Linked DNA regions of Homo sapiens: region 2 is linked to region 1. The links are chromatin contacts, found by Hi-C in ENCODE. All regions are on one chromosome and are shown on one strand. The core of a region is the stretch at or near the end of the contact, and the rest is flanking DNA. Distances in the headings are between cores, read along the strand shown. Region 1 holds the start of MAT2B (methionine adenosyltransferase 2 non-catalytic beta subunit). Region 2 holds the start of LINC02202 (long intergenic non-protein coding RNA 2202).

Evidence for each region. A loop is a pair of places that touch in the nucleus more often than their neighbours do. Pooled maps may share reads with other maps.
Region 2: a loop to region 1 is called in a pooled map, with 34 times the contacts of the local background. The contact joins the promoter of LINC02202 here to the promoter of MAT2B in region 1. A Hi-C loop is called at or near these places in 2 of 37 single-sample maps with no recorded cell type and 8 of 50 pooled maps.

The regions. Positions count from the first base shown.
Region 1 is chr5:163,503,389-163,508,428 of GRCh38, forward strand. It overlaps MAT2B (methionine adenosyltransferase 2 non-catalytic beta subunit), which reads left to right and starts at 2,231. Exons shown (of 7, transcript NM_013283.5): 1 at 2,231-2,361. The coding sequence starts at 2,299. RefSeq lists enhancers at 1-348, 1,964-2,770, 1,988-2,077, 2,118-2,237 and a silencer at 2,408-2,547.
Region 2 is chr5:159,097,862-159,103,328 of GRCh38, forward strand. LINC02202 (long intergenic non-protein coding RNA 2202) reads left to right here and starts at 2,622. Exons shown (of 3, transcript NR_109890.1): 1 at 2,622-2,977. EBF1 (EBF transcription factor 1) reads right to left here and starts at 2,055. Exons shown (of 16, transcript NM_024007.5): 1 at 1,484-2,055. The coding sequence starts at 1,617. RefSeq lists enhancers at 1-585, 2,335-2,963, 2,964-3,590 and a silencer at 1,228-1,517.

The sequences.
Region 1 (5,040 bases), core at 981-3,480:
GGAGTCATGCCTGAAATGCCAGAGGACATGGAGCAGGTAAGAACTAGCAATTCAAGAAATGAAGCATTCTAGAGTAAGAGATGCTTTAAAAGCATTCCAGTGAACGCCTGCTAAAACCAGAATTGTTGTGTAAAGAAAATAGAAACGGGTGTCATTCATTTCCTTAAAACATAACCTCGGGACATGGAAGAATAAGCCAACTTTAGTTACTGACCCGGAGAACCAGGTTATGAAGGGCTCAGCTAAGTCTCACTAGCTGACAATACAGAATTGCACTTTCATTTACCATTTTAAATGCAATTATGTATATAAAGTTTCTACATAAATAAGGATTTTATCTGTAGTGTGTTCCTTTCCAGATGTTCTTTGTCTTTGTATGAATTGAATCTGCTAACATAACTTTTAGTTTCAGGCTGCTCTCTTTAAATGTATAGACTTAGCCACCACACGAAGTTGTATATTGTCTATGTTAAGAATGGCGTTTGATTCGCATAGACCCTACCATCATTAAAGAAAATGATTAAAAACCATATCCAAACATATGCCCCTAGAACTGTACCCAACTTTTACGGGGAAAGTATCAAGTCAGATTTTCAAAAGCAGCCAAGTTAAATTCTTTCTGTTCCTCAAGACTAGGCTGCTCTGAGAATCAGAATGCTAATTGCATATGCTTGCCCTTAAACCTGCTTCACGTTGAAGAATGAAGAATTAATTTTCTTTTCTCCCATAGAAAGGTAAGATTACATCACGTGTTGCGACTAGAAACTTTAAACCGAATTCCCAGTTAAGAGAAAAAGTAGTAAGATGATCTTGGCTGCTCCCCCGGCCCTCTTCCCGCCCTCTTCTTTGTTGTCCCCTGATTATGCTTGTTTAGCGCTGGGGCAGTCCTCAAGGATTCCCTAAATAAAGCCAAACTAATGAACAGTAATAGCCTGTGTTTAAAAAAAAAAAAAATCGGAACATAAGAAACCTCAGGCTGTCTTCGATTACTGTTCTAGAGAAACTTTATGTTTACACGAATAAGGAAATGAGTTTTTGTTGGGGGTTGAGGAGGAAGGAAAGTCATGGTGTTCTGACGTGGAAAACTTCTTTAAAAGGCTGCTTAGTCTTTAGTTTGAAAATAAACCAAAAAGGTTTAGGAGTCGGGGAAAGGCCCTAGGAAAATCCAGACAGTGGTCACGTTTGTGGACGACGTTTAGAGCTTGCTATCCTGGGCACACAAGAACCCTTGGACTGTTCGGTGCAAAGTTGGCAAATCCTACACGGCCTGTGCCAGGGTTTACTTTCTGCATCAATTTCACAGGCGTCCAGCCTGGCTGAGGATTTTTTGCGGTTTTTAACTGGAAGGGAAATAAGTCGGCATCAGCACTTAGGGCTGCTTAACTTTTAAAAGGTGGTAGAACGCCCAGCCTTACACGCTGCTGCTTAAATTCTCGGTGCTCACCAAGGCTGGGCTCGTGTGGCCCAATCCTGCAATCCCCGAGGCGGTGTTTCTTAAAGAGTGGGCTTGATTCTGGTTAAACCCATTAAGAAGTCGGACCCCGGGCTCGTTTCTTGTTCTGTAATTATGGGTAAAGTCCAAGGATCTGCGTTTTGAAGAGGTACCTAAGTAGTTCATCTTCCTTCCCCCTACAACTTTTTATTTTTAATTAGTTAAAAATAGTTTTACATTTTTGATATCTCACACACAGGTTTTTTCTTTTTTTAAGCATCCCAGGAAGACAAATGGCTCAGACGCCAACCCTTTTATTTTTATTCCTTGTCTTTTTCTAAATCTTTCAAAACCCCCACCTAGAGCTCTAGAGATGTGTCCATTATGCTCTACCCACCTCCGCCCCCGCCCCCATGACTTTAAAATGCTTTTTATTCCACTTTTTATATTGCTCAGTCGATCCTCATGCACTGCGCAGTCTGCAAACTTGAAACTCAAGGCGATCCACTTCAATCTTTTCCCGAGTCAAGAAAAAAAGGAAAAAAAGTAGAATAAAAAGCACTCAAATAAAATCTCCGAAACAAAACCTGAATTCACTGCCTAAGGTCAGGGCCTTTCTTTTGTGTGTCGCTTTAAGCATCGGCGCGTGGGCTGGGGGCAGACCGCGCGTACCCGCCCTCTTTCTGGGGCGTCGGCGGAGCGTGGCCAATCAACGGGCGCGGCTATGGCAGCGGAAGCCGGAAGCGGCGAGCGGGGTCGTTCTGGGCCTAGGGGAGGCGGGCCGAGGGCGTCTGAGCTGAGGCCCGCGTCGATCCTGGGTTGGAGGAGGTGGCGGCCGCTGAGGCTGCGGCGTGAAGACGGCGGGCATGGTGGGGCGGGAGAAAGAGCTCTCTATACACTTTGTTCCCGGGAGCTGTCGGCTGGTGGAGGTGAGGGAGTCGGCCTGGGCGTCTCCGGTGGGAGCGGGGGCGCCGAGGGGGACGAGCCACCGGGGCTCGGGCGGCTTTGCAGGCGTATTCCGCCCGGGTCAGAGCCTCCGGCCGGGAGTGGTCTCACCGCCACCCTCCCAGCCCCGGATCCGAGGGGGGCGCCACCGAGTTTGTTTATCTCAGCGCACACGGGTCAGTGTTTTTTTCTTCCAGCCACTGCGGCAGGAAGCAAGTAGGTGGAGGTTTTACTTTCGAGTTCTGTCTCTGCTCCTGAGGACGAAGAGGTTTTTCAGAATTGTTTGTTTTGATTTTGGTTTTCCCCGTTTATTCATCTTTGGTTCGTATTTCTCGATCTTACAAGTTCGTAGGTTTGAGAAAGAACAGGAAAAGGTGACTTCTCACAAATAACAGTGCTGGAGATGACAACTTATTGAACTCTTAAGTTCTCAGCACTATGTTATGCACTTGACGGGCATTACTTTAATCCTCCACTGTGAGATACTTGTTATTGCCTCATTTTGTAGACGAGAAAACGGGCATAGAGGGTGAGACATTGGCCCAGGTTCATTCCGTAAGGTTGGAGCCTGGAATTCAGATACAGGTTTGTGTGACTGTCTTGGGCTTTGAACCACTACGGAGTTTCCCTGAAGGAAGATTATGGTGATGATTGGAAGATCCATCTCTGGTGCCCCCCTCGCCCCCGTCCCATCCTGCTCCATTCCACTTAAGGGCCTCCAGCATTAATCTGTCCACAGAACATATCCAACCCTGGGGATAAGAACACTACTAATGCCCAGACCATGTCTTTTGGAGAGAGTAGAGAATATAGGAGATGGCTGTTTCTGTTATTGCAAAGTTTTCATGCTTCCAAATTTACTTAGGGTTTTCAAATCACTTTGGTTCTTTGAGGGTAAAGTTAGGATAAATGGTCTATTAAACCTCTATGTTCCTAGGTCCTCCAGACCGTGCTGAGTGCATGTTACATACGTTTACATTTATATGTATGCATTTGTATGTGTACGTGTGCATATAAAGCTTAATCTACTTTCACAAAAAGAAGTTCAGTATAAAAATGAAAATAGCTTTTCGTGTTTTCCTTCATTAAAAATGAAACAACGAAGAGCTTGGCACAGACTTACTGCTCTCAAAACCTGTAGAATTAAAGCTTACTGACTCATGAGAACGAGAACTGTCTCATAGTTAACGTTAGAGAAGCATCCTGGAGTGGTTGTTGTTAGTAATACTGTCTGTGGAGCACAGTAGCGTCGCAGTAGAAGTTAGACCAATCCCACCTAAGTAGTCAGAGAATCTTAAAAAGTAAAGCCCAGTAATGTTTACCTTAAGGGTCTGTTTCTGGGGAATTAAAAAATTAAACATGGAACTGTGCCAAGTTTTAAAGTTTCCAAAAACGACAAGGTATTTACCACTGAAATTTGGGAAAACCACATACTAATAGTATTCCATTCTTTACTTTTCTAGAACATTTTTAGTAGACATTAATGCAGGTGTGCTAAAGTAGAAATCACTGTCCCAGAGTACTGTGTTGGACCATTTGGAAGGAGCCATGTATCTCCCATTACCTATACAATTTGGTATCATTCGATTAGATACGATAATAAGAATATTTATTTATATGTACTTAATTTTTCAAGAAATGTTTTTTTGGTGTCCATAAATCTGGTCCCTTGGAGTGATTGAATTCCGTACTTCAGAGTTTAGACAATAAGAGGCAGATACGTTTAGAGTAACTTAAACTGATATTAGATCTACTTTCCCCCATATAATAAAAATTGAGAAAAAGTAGACTTCAGGCAAAGTATTATCAACTCTTTATTGTGCCTTGAGTGAACTAGATAGCATTTTATTCTTTCATTCTGACTTTCTTAAAGTGTTTAGACATTTCTTCCTTGTGCACAACTAAAATAATTTATGGAGTGCAGGTCCAAAGTAGTTTTTAGAGGGATATTTCTTTTTCTAAAGAACGAACCAAAAAGCCTCAACAAAACAGTGTAAAAGGCAGAGTATTGCTTATATAGAAGCTCAAAAACAGAGATATTTGTTTGGCATATTTTAAATTTCGGAGTAATGCATATTCAGAGGAAAAGTTACCTTATTTAAGTAAACGAAACTATTCGGACTCCTCGTGGTAGGGATAATATGGAAAATGTTAGAAATATAGAACTTTAAAGCTGAAAGAGCCTTAGTCATTTTGTCTAAATGCCTTCCCCATTTACCAATGAGGAATTAGATCAATAGAGATAGAATAACTTCTAAACACCAATTTGTGGCAGAACAGATAAAACTTTAATCATTCATGAAACCAAATATTAGTTCACAGGATTGAGACAAAATGCAGTGTATTTGACTTGACCAGAGAAGCAAGACTCAGGTTCTGGTTCCAGCTTTTTCTCTTTTACTATAGACAAAACATTTAACACTGGACTTCTTGTTACTCTCTTTGGAAATAATATCTCTTCTAACAAGCTGCTGGGTTTTTTTGTTTTCTTTTTTTTCCTCTTGCTCTTTCACCCCGTCTGAAGTGCAGTGGCTCAATCTCTGCTCACTGCAACCTCTGCCTCCAGGGTTCAAGCGATTCTCCTGCCTCAGCCTCCCAAGTAGCTGAGATTATAGGCGCCCACCACCATGCCCGACTAGTTTTTCTATTTTTGGTAGAGACAG
Region 2 (5,467 bases), core at 1,372-3,871, 4.4 Mb before region 1:
GGAGGCTGGAGCGCCTGGGGCGCCAGGCGGCCACTGACAGCCGGACCTGCCCAACACAAGCGCGCACAGGCACACACACACACATAGAAGAACACACACGAGCGCCCCGCGCACACACTTTCACTTCCAGCCCAGTTACCCAATTCACTCTCACTACCACCCACCCCCATCCTAATACTCAGTGGGGATGGGAACAGTGTTGGGGACACTTGTCCCCAGCCCAGGGAAGCTGGAGATGATGTAATTAGTCATCTTCCTTCTTCCCCTTCCGCACTCTGAGTCCGATAGGGCCTGGGGCCACCAGATCTCCCACTGTCCCAAGCTCAGCTGGTGGCTTAATGGGGGGAAAAAGGCCATTTCTCACTTGGGACCAGGAGCCTGGGAAAGAGCCTTGGGTGTGCCCAGGAAAGTTCCCTCAGGTCAACCTCCAAGGGCAATGCCTCCAGGCCACACAGTCTAGTGTCTAGGGAGCTGCGAGTGAGAGAAGGGCTGGAAGGGGCCATGGTGACAGGGGCTGGAGAAGACTTTTGGGAGATATCAGAATTAAAGTTGGGAGTTGCTATTCTACCGGTAGACTAAGAAAAAACTGAAAGACAGAGAGGGAGGGAAGGAGAACGAGATAGCAGAAATAAGAGAAGACTCAGGGGAGAAATGGGACGAAAAAACAGGAAAGCCAGAGAGGTAAGGAAAGGAGAAAGAGGAGAAAGGAGGGAAGCTGAAGAAAGAAGAGAAAGAAAATGGAGAGAGGAAGGGAGGAAGGAAAAGAGTGAGGGAGAAATTAAGGGAAGGTGGGGGAAAGAAATGAGAGAAGGAAATGAAAGAAAGAAGAAAGAAAAGAAGGCAGGAAGAGAGACAGGAAAGAACGAAGAACGAAAGAAATGGAAGGAGGGAAGAGGGGAAGAAAGGAAGAGGAAGGAGAAGAGAAGAAAATAAAGGGGGGAGAAAGGAAAGAAGGAAGAAAGAAAAAAGAAAGGCAGGAAGAGGAAAGAGAAAGAAAAAGGAAAAAGAAAAGGAGGAAAGAAAAAAAGAAAGAAAAAGAAAAAAGAAAGAAAAAGGAAGGAAGGAAGAGAAAGAAAGAAAGAAAAAAGAAAAGAGGGAAAGGAAGAGCGAAGGGAAAGAAGAAAAGAGAGCCGGCCGGAAAAGAAAGAGCAATCACATAAAAACATAAAACACAGATCTCCAACATGCTGTGTTGAGACGCCTCTTCTGGGTTAAAACAAAATGAAAACAGTCACAGACGAGGCAGGGGAAAGTGCTGGCAAAGCGTGGGCTCCTCGCAGACAGCTCCAGGTCCTCCGGCCGCAGGCGACGAAGGCAGAGCGGCTGGAGAGCGCGGAGCCCCGGCGGAGAGCGGAGCGCAGCGGCTGCGGACTCACCCCGCCGCCCGGCCCCGCGGCAGCAGCTGCCGCTGCCGCTGCCGCCTCCGCCTCCCGGCTCTCCCGCTCGCGGCTCACCTCGGCCGCGGTCCCCGCGCAGTACCCACCTCTGCGCCGCCGTGTTGGCGTCCAGCACCCCGGCGCCCTGCATCCACGTCCGCACCGCGTTCATGCCGCTGCCCAGCGGCTCTTCCTTCATGCTGCTTCCACTCCGTTGGATGCTTTCCTGAATCCCAAACATGAAAACAACCTTTTCTTGTGGAAAATCTCCTCCCCCTTGAAAAAAATTAAAAAAAAAAAAAAAGGAAAGAAAAGAAAGAAAAGAAAAGAAACAAAAACGCCAACCAGAGATTTTTTTTTTTCTCAGACGATGAACTCGCACTTAGAAGATCAAGGCGGGCTGGAAAGCAAATTTTTAAAAAATGTAAACCTCTGCTCAAAACTGAGCGATAACCCGAAAAAAAGAAGAAAGGGAAAATCCAACGAAAAGACCAAAATAATAAAATTAGAGATGTATGCTTGGCTGTTGGGGGTTGTTTGGTTGGTTGATTTTTGGTTTGGGTGCTTTTTTTTTTTTTTTGCTTTTTTTTTTTTTTTTTTGTAATGATCACAGGCCGGTGGAGGACAGGAGGGGCTGGAGTTTCCTTTTGTAGAGGTACCCTTCACTTGAAGAAGCAGGAAGAAAAAAAAAAAAAAAAAAAAAAAAAAAAAAAAAAAACCCTGATGGCAATTTAAGAAACAATAGACTCAACTCGCGCTGCCGGCTTTGCTACTTCAAGTGTCATTTTCCACAACCAGGCAAGTTTTTTCCTCTCTCTCTCTTTTTTTTTCCTCCTTCTCTCCCAACCAAAGATGTTTCTTTCCTTTGCGTGTAGATGAGGAGGACGCTGGTTGCCGTAGACAGATACACCAGAGAGGGTGGGGGGAAGGGGAGAGAGGGAGAGAGGAAAGGGGGGGAGGGAAAGAGAGATAGAGAGGAGAGGGAGAAAGAGAGAGGGGTGGACCCTGCTGGATGGAGATTCTGTTTTCTCCTTGCTAAAATAGAAGTGATTTGCAGGCTTTCCCTATGGAATCCAGTTTGACTTTCCCCAGAGCTAAACACAGGCACACTAACCCCAAAGGGAGGAGGCGGGGCCCGCGCATCGAGGCCCCGCCCCTTCATTTGCATAACGTCATCTTTCCGCCCACCGCAGCCAATCGCGGCCCGGGAGCCGGCTCGCTGGCGGCGCCAGGCCACGCTCTCTCATTAACATCCCGCTCCCGGTGGCGCAGGGGAGCCGGCCAAAGTTCCTCGCAAAGTGGCGAGCGAAGGAGCGCTGAGCACTGACGTCTGGGCTGGGGAGGAGCGGGTCCGAGCGAGGACGGAGAGGGGACAGAGGGAAAGGGAGGCGGGTGTCTTCCTCAGGAATTTGAGCTGGGGATCTGCATCCTGGCCATTGCAGTCCTTTAGCATCCTCGCCGCGCCCTGAGCGCGCTGGAGGCTCGCAGGCTGCGCCCTCCCAGGGCTGATGCCGCGTCCTGCTCCGCCGTTCTGGGACGTCGGGGACAAAAGTGGAGGAGACGGGAGAGCCCGGGCAGAAAAAGCAGGACGCGCGTCCCAGGTGCCCACCTCTTCGCTTTGAGGCGGGGGCGGTGGGATGGAATATGGGTGCGCGAGGTCGGGGCTGGTAACTCTCGGAGGGGCACGGCCTCCACGCTGGGAGGGATGAATGGACGCTGGGCCCCGGCAAATGAGGCGCTGTGGGTCCCCAGGAAGTGGGGTACCAGGCTCTACTCCCACCCCGGCCTCTGAAACGCTTCTCTCTCGGCCGCTAGCCTAGAGGCTGCCAGGGTTGGGCACTGTTCTCACTCACACGCTCACCTCTCTCGGGCAGTCCTCGAGATATGTGAATGGTGGAATGAATGCTCTCACTGGGGCTGTGTCAGGATGCGTTTTTAAATTTTCTCAAATTAAATGCCAACCCCTCATTCCCCACCCCAAGTAGTTGGTTCGTTTGTTTTTAGAGTAACTACCAAAGCAACAGCAATGTTAACCGTCCTTGATTAGCTGGTTATTTGGTGTAGGGTTTTTCTCATCCTCCTTTATTCTTCCTGTTAAAAAGGAGGGCTTGAACAAATCCTTCCTAACTCTGTCTCTGCCATATGAAAAGGGTGGGGGGAGAAGAGAAGGAAGGTGGGGAGAAAGGACAAAAAAGGAAGAAGGGGAAGAGAAAATGGGAAGGAAGGAGGGAGAGAGAAAGGAGAGAAGGAGAAGGAACGAATGGAAATGGGAGAGATGGAAGGAAAAAGGGAAAGAAAAAAGGACGAAATTGTCTCCCTCCTCAGGCTTTTCAGCATGTATCTTTGTGGCTGGCAAAGGAAATAGCTAGAAGTTTCTGGGTAATGTACCCCATCATTTTTTAGCAGGTTGTAACCTCTAATAAGCACATGGTGAACTTCTGTTTCATTGCCCTCAAAGGAACTCCCTGACTGCAGCCAAATCTGCTAAGGACTCCTTCGGGGAAATTATCTGCCAGAAATCCAGGTCCCCTTTCTGCTGGCCTTCCTTGGTCCTTTGATTTAGGAAGCTCATGGGGTCAGTGATGGAAAAGTACACATGCCCATGTTGAATAGAGACAGGCAAGAGTTATGCTTTGTGCTCTTGGCAGAGCAGTGGAGCCACTTCCTGATTCCTAAACTGGATGAAAGAGTGTGGTCCTGGCCTGCAGTGCATGGCCACTGTCCTCAAACACTGCTTTATCTCCTGTGCACGAGGCCTGCCCAGCTCTCACACATGTAATCTAGACTTCTTGTGTGCTGAGCACTTTCCCCTGGTACCATAATTAATGCCATCTCTTCCAGGACTTCCCTGAAGGGATTGGTCTGATCTTTTGGGATCCCCATAGCATTCACAGGGGTTCCTAACATAGCGTTCATGTCGAAGAAGAGTATAATGGTGGAGAGACTTGAAGGGCTGTAGGTTTTTGGGGATAGGTATGTGAACATTTTCAGTCTCTATAGTATTTAAATGCACAATTGAAACTTGGCCTGCTAAAAACTTTCTAAAGCTCCAAACTTAACCTTATGCTCCAGGTCCAAAGGGGTCCCCAGAGTCAATCCCTCCCCCTGCCTGGGCCATATTCTCCAGCTCAGAGAGGATCCTTGAAGGTAAGGAGATGAGGAAGCAAAGCCCACCCATCCTATCAATGGGTCCCATATAGCCCTGGCAAAAGGCCTAGGCCTCCTTCTCTTTATCTGCCTGAACCTCCATTTTACTCTCCAGTAAACAGTCCTCAACTGCAGGACTCCCAGCTGAGTCTGGTGGGGTGTCTCCAGTGGTGAGGGACACAAAATAAGGGAGCAGATCACTGCCAAAGGAAGGTGACAAAAGTGCCAGGGAAAAGAAAAGCATAGACACCCTCAAGTCCAGGATCAGCAAGAGACACACAGCAGATAGATTTCTGGGGTTGAACAGAGTCTAGAAGCATCTGCAAAGGATGCGTTTGTTGAGAGCCTGAAGCTGACTCACCCAAATGAGAAAGTGGCACAAAGCAAGAAGTCCTGAGCAGCTCAATTTCTACCCCAGAGCCAGTCTCTCCAGGAACTAAATATGAGGGAGGCAATTTCCATACCTGCCAGGCTAGAGAAGGAAGAAAAATAAAAGGGGGCAGAAATATTTTGATAAGACTAATTTCCTTTGGCTGTGCAGAGGCAGCACATACCTCACCTGGGGTGGTGAGTGTGCTTTATTTTAATCAAGCCGAGTGTATTCATAGCTTTTCTTCTTGGTGTCCTTGTGCTTTCAGTCTGGCTTTCTCATCCTGTAATAAATGTTTAAGTAGGAAGGAGGCTAAAGAGAAGGTGGAAGAGAGACAGAGTGAGTGACAGAAAACTGGAAATGACACACAGGCCAGCAGAGCAGTAGTTTTTTTTATGGATTTTCTCTGGTGAATATTGAACCAGCAATTGTAATTTTAAACTTTGAAAAAGAGCCTCTTAAATACTTCTAAATCTTCATGTGAGGGTAGCACTACCTCCAGAGACAAAGCATGTGTGTAGAGGGTGATTGCCATCATACCTGAAAGCAGATACTTCAAGCACTATCCATCACA